Linked DNA regions of Mus musculus: region 1 is linked to region 2. The links are chromatin loops, found by intact Hi-C in ENCODE. Cell type or tissue: left cerebral cortex. All regions are shown on one strand. Links, peaks and the distances in the headings refer to the core of each region. The heading gives the core; the rest is flanking DNA.

Region 1 (5,374 bases), core at 64-5,063, 230 kb after region 2:
GCCTCAAATATCATTCATTAGGCATGATCCACCTTTTAAAGACAGACTTAGAACTCATCAAGAAGGCAAGGCTGCACGACCTATGAGCCCTGATCTGTCTGCCTGTCTCTGCTTCCTCAGCTCTGGAATTACAAGTGAACACCAAATCCCCATGGCTGGCATGTTTATTTATTTTGTGCATGTGGGGAGCCTGTGTGAGAATATGTGCACGACACGAGTTCTCTCTCTCTCTCTCTCTCTCTCTCTCTCTCTCTCCCTCTTCCCCCCTCTACACACACACACACACACACGCACACGCACACGCACACGCACACACACACACATATATATATGAAATTCAGAGAGGATGAAATTCAGGTCCTCACACTTGCAAGGCAAGCACTTATCTACTGAGCCATCTCCTCGCCCCCTCAAATTTATCTTAAATGGTGGAAATTCTCAGAGAACCTTTCGCCATGGGATTGGATCCCATCCGTATTTACACGCTGTGCACCAAGTGATACAGAAAGAGAAATAAACCATCACACACTAAAGAACACTATTAGGTGAGATCTCCGTGAGACAGGACTTAAGGCCATGCCCTCTGGTCAGCAGTCTTTTTTATACCCGTCTAACTATCTGATCAATATGTGTTAGGCTGCAATGGCCGGGAGGGGAGCAGAGTCCCTGCCTTCTCCATCTTCATCTTCTCCATTTCACCTTAGCAGTCTCTCTCTCTCTTTCTCTCTCTCTCTCTCTCTCTCTCTCTCTCTCTCTCTCTCTCTCTCTGTGTGTGTGTGTGTGTGTGTGTGTGTGTGTGTGTGTGTGTGTGTGTGTGTGTTTTGGGGAGTTATTACTTTACAGGCGAGTTAATTACAGAACACCCAAGACGACACATAAATAACTACAGGATCGAGAATTCCAAGACCAGAGCTTTCCCAAGTGGCTGCACAGCCTGCGTTCTTCCTAGCTTCCTTTGAATTGGGGGCAGAGGAGAGCCGCCAGACAGGAGCACCTACACTGGGTAAGCCCATGCCTCTACGTAAGAGCTATGAACCAGACGCAGTGAGGTGAGCAAAGGTGGGATCCTCCACTCTTCTTAAACCCCACCTTACGGAGAGGAAGCAAAATTGTGAGTGATTCCTGCTGAGGATCCAGCACTGATGGGAAGGAGAGCAAAGCTGGAACTCCCTGGGAGCGAGGCAGAAGGTAGGAAGAGGGCTGGGAGGAGAAACGGGCATTTTCCCAGGGGTCCTGTCTCTTGTGCGCGAGGCTTGGTGATTCCCTCATACACACTTGTCGCCTGGAGGGTTCCATCACCTGTGCAGGTGTGGCGCTGGAAGGAGCTGTTTCCTGGACTGTGGTCTCACCCCTAACTTCTCCCCAGTTTGAGGTGGGAAAAGCAGTTAACTATTTTTGTGGGAACCAGGCTTGGTACATAAGGGATGCTAGGATTCCCGGGAAAATGATTGATGACATAGAGACCTGGAAGGCTGGGCTCTCATTGAAGCATCCTTCCCTACACCTACCTCTGCCTCCAAGTCGACGCGCCCTACGACGGGACTGAGGTTCTTGTAAGCAAGTCCCCGCCCGCTGACTCCCTGCAGCGAACTGGGTGGGGACCCGCGGCGCCGCGGAAAGGCTATTTTGAGTGTGGGAACGCGGTGGGAGGAGGGGCGCCGGCGGGCTGGGCGCGGGCGCGCGGGGAAAGCCTCCAGCTCGGGCTGCCACGGCAACCGCGTCCAGGCAACGCGCCCGGAAGAGGCTCTGGGAGGCGCGCGGCGGCTCGCGCCCTTCCAGGGTGGGGGAGCCGCGAACCCCGGGCCGGGCCGCGCGCGCGCTGATTGGAGCGCGGGCCCGCAGCCGGGTTCGCCCCGCAAAGCCCCGCGCTCGCGGCCACCGCACCCAGAGCGCCGGCGACGACATGGGCAGCCTCGGCGCGCCAGATCCGCGCGCGGGTGAGTCTTCAGAGGTGTCTCCCCTCCCCACATGTCCGGGCATCCTCTAGACTCAAGCGGCGGGTGCTTCCGCAGGGACCGTCGATGTGACCTTGGAGCAACCACTCCATGGATAGGCATGGGATAGTGCTGGGGAGAGGGGGTGAGGGATGAAGCCTCGTGTGCCCCGCGTGACACTCTGGACGCGAGAGGGTTAACTGAATGCTGACGCGCAGGGCTGAAGTTAGGCGCAGAGCGCAAGTGGCATTGCATCTTCGCGGGGGCTGCAAGCTAGCAGACAGAAGAGGCCCCCGAGGGACTGTTTGAGGAGAGCCAAGGGTGTGCAGAGTTTGCCAGGACTAGGGGCAAGTCTATCATTCACAGTTGGAGCTGAGTGACCTTGGGTGGGTTAGCCACATTGCTCCCGCGGATTCTCTGGTTTTCATCCTTTGAAAGGAAGGGCTCTGGTTCTTTCCAGTTGCAGCACAAGGCTGTTTTGCTGGTACTGTGAGCTGAGGAAGGGACCCTCTGGGGATGCAAGACTTAACCATATTTATTCCGCAAGGGGTTTCCAATGAGCTGGCTCCCAAAGTAGCAAGAAATGTTACCATTTTATGGAGGGAACAGTCTGGGGTCCGGAAAGGCTCCTTAAAATGCATAGATTAAAATCCCTTCGGTGCACTTAAGTCCTGAACCCAATCAGGGTCCAAGCTGCCAAATACTTCTTTCCTGTAGTTGATCTGATAGGAAACTTTGTGTCTGAACAGGTAAAATCAAAACCCAGTAGTGGCAGGCAGTGGCAAATTAAGTGAGTCATTTCTTCAATGTGCAGAAGCTGTGTGTGTGTGTGTGTGTGTGTGTGTGTGTGTGTGTGTGTGTGTGTGACATGCGCATGCGTGCACTCAGCTTAAAGTCTGTGTATGCTGTTAAGAGGTTATTTCACAGAAATAATGTTGAACTGGTTTGGATCTACAGAGGGAATCACTTAGAACTAGGGCCAGACATTTGCATTGTTCTTTGGAGATTTGGGGTTAGGGGGCTAGCAAGATGGCTCGGTGGGGGGTGGGGGTGGGGTAAAGGTCTTTGCCATTAAACTTGAGGACCTGGGTTTGATCTCTGGAACCCACATTGTGAAAGGAGAGAATCATCCAACCCCCACAACTTGTTCTCTGACCTCCACACCCACACAAGGCACAGGAGCTAAACGAATAAATGTAATTAAAAAATTAACGAATTAGCTTTCTGAGAGTAAATACGTTCTTTATTAAGAAATGCACATTGTATCTACCTTGGCTTGTGTGTGTGTGTGTGTGTGTGTGTGTGTGTGTGTGTGTAGAGGTGACTTACAGGCTGTGGTATTTTTTCTAATTTTAGCACTGGCTGGAACTAAAAATGACACAGAGGCCATTTTTCATCCATAAACTTCCCTTTCCTCCAAGGGGCCACAACAGGTCCCCATGACTCCCATCACTGGACTGTTGAGATGCCTCTGACGTTGTGTTCCAAGGACACTCTTGATATCCATGGAAATCTGACTCTCTCTGTAAAACTGTGAGCTGGGAAGCCAAGTTTCCAGTTAGTAAGCTTTTGCCAGCTCAGCTACCTGAGGGCTTAGAAATCTTTAATGGTTTACATATTAGAAATCGCATTAGCATACAGATACAAAAGTCCTCATTGCTCAAGAATTCTGCCTGTGAGCCTACAACCCCTTTAAAGACCCACAAGTCCTGGACCTTAGATCCTTCGTTGGCAAAGGACTCATTCTCCTACCCGTGCTGGCTGCTAACCCACCGTGTCTCCTCTCATGTATCCTGCAGCCCACTCCTGTATTTTCATTTCCTGTCTCCGAGCCTGTCTCTCCCCACCCCCCTTCTCCCCTCTGCCAGGGTGTGAGCACAGCCTCCTTCACAACACCTCTTCTGAGAACCAGGATGACCTTGCCCATATTCTTTAGTGCCACCTCCAACGTATTAACTCTTAGAATGTGATACTGTCTTCTCAAGACCCTCATTCCTGTGTTCCTGGTTTGGTACTTGCCAGACCTGGTGGCCCTTCAGAATTGCTCTGCACATTTTGAAAAAGACAGGGTTTATTTAGTCTCTCAAATATCAAGATGGAATCATTAGGGTGTTGTAGGACCTTAAAAATCCAAAAACAAGCAAACAAACAAAACCCTTTCTATAAAACAAGCAAACAAACAAACAAAAAAACAAGGCTTAGGTTAGCAAAATGGCTCAGCAGAGAAAGGCACCTGTCACCAAGATGGACAACCCAAGCCAGAGGTTCAGAATCTGAGCACAGTATAAGAACAGAATGACTCTTCTAAGTGGCAGTGTGTGCTGGGACACACACACAACTTTTTTTTTTTAATTTCTTTTTTGTTTATTTGTTTGTTTGTCTAGAAAAAAAACAGAGGAGGGAGGAGGGGGAGAAAATAGCCTGTCTGGTGACTGTTGCTCACTCAGGCAGGGAAACTACTTCACTTGAGGCTCAGAAAAAGTCATAAACAACGAACTCAGGAGCAGCTGGCTTCATTCTCTGCTCTGCCAGCTTTGCTAGGGATTTTGGGTTTAGGCTGCCGCTCTCCCACTCAATGGACTGGCAGTGCCTCCGCTTTGACCTCTGTGGCTCCGCCTTTGACCCCTCCCCATGGCTCTGCCTTGACCCTTATGGCTCTGCCTGCATTTTCTTTCAACCTCTAAAATTGACCTTTAAGAACCTTCCCACATCACTGAATCTTTCCACCTACTGTGCCTGGCTTTAACCATCACGGAAGACTCCAGCTCTTTCACCCGCGTCATTGTAATGCCTCAGCCCATCTTCAGGGCTCTACATCTCCACATCTCCCATCAGCACATGTGACCTCTGAAAAACACAATGTTTTGTCTTGACAGGTTTTGACATGTTGATTTTCGGGGGGTGGGTGTGGGGGACGGGGAGGTGGGGAGTCAGAGCCTTACTATGTAGACCAGGGTATCCTCATATCCAGAGATCTGATGGCTTCTGCCTCTAGAATGCTTAGCTCAAAGGTGTGAGCCACTGTGTGCAGACTTGGACTTCTTATATTCCAGGCTCTAGTCTCAAAATCACTCTCATCGTGTTTTCTTCTCCTCGCCTGCCAAGTTATCCAGGAGAAAGTCACAAAGACCTTTGGACTGGTTTTGTTCTAAATTGATGCTGGCTCTAATTTCATGAAGGCTGGCTTTCATGTAGAAGAATTGTACTCGTCACTAACTCGCATCCACTTTGCTCTGTGCCATGGCTTTCTATCCCTTAAACGCCAGGTTCCCTTTTAGAAAATGGCCTTTGATGGATAAGATGCTGGGCCTCCACCTCTGTAAATCCAGCTGTGCCCTCCTGCGAGTCTCCAAGTATTCCTTCTCTATCTCTCCATGACCTTATTGTGTTGGTCTGGAATTCGGGGATGTCTCTGTGTCTGTCCTAAGTCTAGTCTAAAC
Region 2 (5,374 bases), core at 144-5,143:
AAATGAGGACTCTGTTGTGACTCTTAACAGATTGCATACCTTGAACCTCCTGTCGTACTTGGTGACTGTGTCAGCAAAGTCAATCTTCTCCCTCTTGCCTACAAACTGCTGCAGTTCCGGGCGCTCCTCCATCCCGATGTAGTCCCCGATGAAGTTTCGGTTGATGCTGTTTCTCCTCCTCTCCTTCTTGTTCAACAGCAGGTCTGAGGCTACGATGTCCAGGAGAGCAGAGAAAGAAGATGGATCAGCAGGGCAGGAAGAAGAGGAGGATGCTCAGAGTGAAGTACACTAAGATTCTACATGATGCGAATTACACACATGCTGTAGGCAGTGTAAGAGACATTTTGTAATCTTATTTAAGCTCAAGCTACCTTATTTTTTGAGAGTGTACTGGCTGGTTTTGTGTGTCAACTTGACACAAGCTGGAGTTATCAGAGAAAGGAGCCTCCCTTGAGAAAATTCCTCTATGAGATTCAGCTGTAAGGCATTTTCTTAATTAGTGATCAAGGGAAGGAGGGCCTACCATGGGTGGTGCCATCCCTGGGCTAGTACTCCTGGGTTCTATAAGAAAGCAAGATGAGCAAGCCAGGGGAAGCAATCCAGTAAGTAACATCCCTCCATGGCCTCTGCATCAGCTCCTGCTTCCTGACCTGCTTGAGTTCCAGTCCTGACTTCCTTTGGTGATGAACAGCAATGTAGAGGTGTAAGCTAAATAAACCCTTTCCTCCCCAACTTGCTTCTTGGTCATGATGTTTCGTGCAGGAATAGAAACCCTGACTAATATGGAGAGGGTCTCACTATGTTGACCAGGCTGGCTTCAGACTCAGAGATCTGTCTGCCTCTGCTTCCTGAGTGCTGAGATGAAGGTGTGTACCAGCACTCCGGGTCCTCACATTGAGTCTCACATTGATTCTCAAGCTTTGTCCACTGGGAGTCAGGGAGGAGGGTCTCCAGGTAGAGATGTTTGCTACTGAGCCTGATGACCCACAGGGTGGAACAGAAGATCTGACTCTTAAAGTTATCCTCTGATTTCTACTGTGAGCTGAGGTACACACACACACACACACACACACACACACACACAAATATACACACATAATAAAAAATTTTAAAATGTTAAATGGGTGAAATAAAGTGATGAAAATACCTTCTTCTCTCATTTGAACATATTTCTTGCGGGCCACGAACTTCCTCCATGTTTTCTGTATCACACGTGCGTAACCATCGTACTTTCTCTCTCTCATCTCTTCTAGAAGAAACAGCTGTGACAGCAGAGAGAACGCATATGAGCCAATCCTTGTGATCTGGTGGACGTCTGGTGGATGTATCAGGTACATCCAGAGCCTTTGGAGGCCAGAACAGGGCACTGGAGCCTCCAAAAGTAGAGTTAAGGATAGTTGTGAGCTACCACGTGGGAACCCAGGTCCTCTGCAGGAACAGCAAGTGCTCTTCACTGCTGAGCCATTTCCCCAGCCACCTGAACATCAACTTTTGTTCTTCCAAGGAGGCTCAGTGCACTAAAGAAACACATAAGAAGCAGCTTCTAATATGAACAAATACTAAAATGATTTCTATGGGATATTTTTTATGAGCAGTACCCACATTTTAGTTATGCTTCTTCCCTTAACAGGAAGGAAAATGGCTGAGTCTAAACACACTAACATGGTCTCCTGCTTCCCTTGCTCAGTCTTGTTGGCTTGTTCCTCTTCCTTGGTCTAAGGAGGAAGCAGGTAGCCAGAGCAAATGAGCGGATGTAGCTTGCTGCGAACAGCCTCAGAATAGAACCTTCCAGTTTCTGCCAGAGCTGAGTTTGAGCTGCTGTGGGAAGAGGGCTGCCCTACTTTTGTGTAGCATGGAAGTCCAGACTTCCTGCCTCAAGCAGTCTCTAAGGAGCGACCAGGGTGCAGGGCAGAAACCACGGCGGCTGCAGCCAGACTGGAGCAGTTAGTCTTGGGCTCTCCGGAGAGCTGGCACAACAAATGCCCACATCAGACTCTGGAGAGCCAGGTCATGCAGACAGCTCATGCTGATGGGTCTCACAGTGAGCTGTGCTTTGGAATCATGAAGACTAACAGAGCTATGGAGTGCCGAGTGTCCATGATAGTCAGAAACACTTTCAGACTGTCCAACTCCTCAGCACATACCTGTGTATTTCAGGATGAGAAGGATGGACCTAGACGGGGCAGGGCTGAATAGAGGACCTTTCTAGGCAGTGACCAGCCCCTTTTCACCAGAACAAAGCTATTTCTAGATCTGCACTTCATCAGCTTGTAAAACTGAGGAAACTCCTCATCCACATCCAAGTAGTGGCTTACGTAGCCATTGAGGGGGGAAAAAGTAAAACAGACCAATACAAGCTCTACAGATAATGTCTAATCACCACGACAATGTTACAGAAAGGGGCCAGAGAGAAGGACAGGTAGTTGAGTGCTTATTGTCTTGCAGAGGGTCTGACTTTGGTGCCCAGAACCCACGTGAGGAAGCTCACAACTGCTTATGGCTCCAGGGACTTCTGGATTTTCTAAGGACCTGCACTCAGGTGCACCTATGTCCACACTGCCATGCATACACATGTGAATAAAAATGAACACAAATAAATCTTTTTAAAAATTTCCAGAAGTAAGCAAGGGAACTTGGTTTGAAGGAAGCTGAGACTGTTGTCTGGGTTCTTCTGTGTCTGTGTTATATAAGAGCCACATTCTTGCCATTCAGTGTCTCCCAGTCACAGCTCTGGATGCATTTGCTTTTCTGGAAACATCCCGAAAAGCAAATGCCAGTAGAGAGGAACACTGAGCCCTACAGCCTGCAGTGTAGTCCCAGCGGGAGTGAGGGACAGATTTCTAGTCCTAAAATGGGGATCACAGCTTAGCAACTGTAAGATGCTTAAAATCTGAGCTTCAAGGCTGCCTGTGGGAGAATGCTTGTTGATATTCCCCATCTTGGTTTGTCCAGTTTCTGACTGGGGCTGGCTTCCCATTTTTCCAGAGCTAATCTGGCAGGATGTATGTAATAAATCTGTGACCAGAAAGAAAGGAGATGACACCAACAGCTCCCAACAGCCAAGAGATTATTTCAAAGTTTAGATGGGTTGTAGGTGTTTCTCTGGTTTTTGCTTTCCTCCCTTTAAAAGACATCAGGGAGGAATGAGAATAAAGAGCAAGAGAAAAACCAAACACATAGTCGCATAGAACAAAACACAAACTCTTTGGTGTCTGATATCTTAAGCCAGTTTTTGAAGAAAAGAGATTATTTGGTGGGTATTGGGCGAACTTGTAAGAGGTGGGGAAAAAAATCACGAAGTAGTCTTGCTCTTTTGAAGATTTATTTTTATCTATGTGTATGTGTCAGTGTGGGTGGGTACCCTGGAGGGCGGAAGAGGACATCAGATCCTCTGCACTTGGAGGTTGTGAGCTCCTGATGTGGGTGCTGGGAACTGAACTTGGTCCCTGGGAGAGCAAGAAGCTCTTGTAACCACTGAGCATCTCTCCAGCTACATAAGGCAGGTTTTACGAAACAAACTCTGGAGACAGTGCTTTCAAGTCAAGGCAAGATGTGGACAGAAGAGGAAGGGGGTGGGAGAAGGAAAGGTGATGGTGTGCACGCATGCACAAGTTCAGAGAAGGAGAAAAGAGAATCAAGAGATGGTCAGCAGGTGTTGGGAGGAAGGCAAGCAGAAGAAGGACCAAAATAAACGTGGGTTTCAGATATAAATGCCAAAGCTCAATCAAATCAGAATAAAAAAATCAGAGAAAACTATTGAGGCCGTTTTAATTATACATGAAGATTTTCTAAGTCAGAAAGTGATCCTTATGAGATGTTGGAGCTCGGTGTTGTCCTGACTAATCACTCCAGCCCGTTTTAGATAGAACAGGAGCTGTTCTGTGGGCTGCCTAATGGCGTATGACACAACATTTTCATTTTATATTTGGAAACGAAATTGCTATGAGACTAGGAATAACTCAGTGTGAAGCAGTGCTACCACCACCTTATAGACGGGTCTACTGGCGGGTGCTGCGCAGTTCTTTAATAATATCCATGGCTTGCCCTGCCATTCAGCTACTACCTCCAATACTTCTGTCTCAGGCTCTTTCTGCAGATGGAACAGGAATCAGGAAGAGAAGATTGCTGTGAGATTTGCCTTCTCTTCTCTTCTCTTCTCTTCTCTTCTCTTCTCTTCTCTTCTCTTCTCTTCTCTTCTCCCCTCCCCTCCCCTCCCCCTCCCCTCTTCTCTTCTCTTCTCTCCCTCCCTTCCTCCCCCCCTCTCTCTTTCTCTCTCCCTGGCTTTCCTGGAACTCTCCTGTAGACCAGGCTGGCCTCAAACTCAGAGCTCTACTGCCTCTGCCTCTTGAGTGCTGGAACTAAAAGCCTGTGCCTCTATTGCCCAGCCAGAATTTGCTTATTTCTTGCAACACTATTTATACCAATGCTATTTCCTCTTGGGCCGATGTGTAAAATTTCCAACTTCACCATCATTTCTCTTTTTTAAAAAAACATAACACTGGGCTGGAGAGATGGCTCAGCGGTTAAGAGCACTGACTGCTCTTCCAAAGGTTCTGAGTTCAATTCCCAGCCAACACATGGTGGCTCACAACCATCTGTAATGAGATCCGAGGCTCTCTACTGGTGTGTCTGAAGACAGCTACAGTGTACTCATATAAATAAAATAAATCTTAAAAAAAAACCCCACAATAACAACAAAAAAATCAACAGGATCTCATGGAGCCCAAGCTGGCCTCAAGTTCACTATATAAGTGAGGCTGACCTTGAAGATCGGATCTTCCTGCCTCTACCACTCAATTATAGGTTTGTGCCACACGCTCATCTTATGTGGTGCTGTAGATGTAACTCAGGGCTGTGTTGGCTAAACCAGTACTCCATCAACTGAGCTACATCCCTTGGCTCTTACACCACTAATCCTTGAAATGGACTTTAGTGATGGTTATAGGAACCTCAACAAATGATGACACCTACAAGGGTTAGTTTTGTCAGCAGGACATGGCGTAGAATCATCTGGGAAGGGAGTCTTCAATGTGGGATTTAGACAAGGTTGTCCCTATAAGCATATCTGGGGTAGGTGTATCTTGATTATCCTAATTGAAGTGGGAAGACGTGCCTGCTATGGGCGTCACCACTCCCTGGCAGGAGATCCTGGACTGTATTAGAGTAGAAAAAGTAAGCTGACCACAGGCATGCATGCACTAAGTCATTGCCCTCTGCTACTGACTGTGGATATGGTGTGACTAGCAGCAGCTTTCAGTTCCTGCTCCCTTGTCTTTCTAGCAATGCTGGACTGTGAACTCAATGAAGCCTTTCTTCCTGAAGCTGCTTTCGTTGGGAGTATTTTATCTCAGCAACAGGAAAGAAAATAAGGTGA

Evidence for each region. Peaks named below come from ENCODE experiments on the same cell type or tissue, not always from the same donor. Only the 100,000 strongest peaks of a DNase experiment are listed, where the experiment ranks them.
Region 1: it touches region 2 in a loop (5-fold over the local background); 1 of 42 quality-filtered maps calls a loop at or near these places.

Annotation. Positions count from the first base shown.
Region 1 is chr9:70,137,876-70,143,249 of GRCm38, reverse strand. Fam81a (family with sequence similarity 81, member A) reads left to right here and starts at 1,693. Exons shown (of 9, transcript NM_029784.2): 1 at 1,693-1,937. In left cerebral cortex, for the core only: no CTCF peak of the experiment used is centred there; DNase peaks (open chromatin) are centred at 2,757, 3,342, 3,759, 4,516 and 4 more places; H3K4me3 peaks cover 3,090 bases; H3K27ac peaks cover 2,746 bases.
Region 2 is chr9:70,363,504-70,368,877 of GRCm38, reverse strand. It overlaps Myo1e (myosin IE), which reads right to left. Exons shown (of 28, transcript NM_181072.3): 20 at 1,148-1,262; 21 at 40-209. Among named protein-coding and RNA genes, the nearest start is that of Mir5626, 40 kb to the left of the region's middle. In left cerebral cortex, for the core only: no CTCF peak of the experiment used is centred there; DNase peaks (open chromatin) are centred at 1,797, 2,781, 3,910 and 4,402; H3K27ac peaks cover 3,640 bases.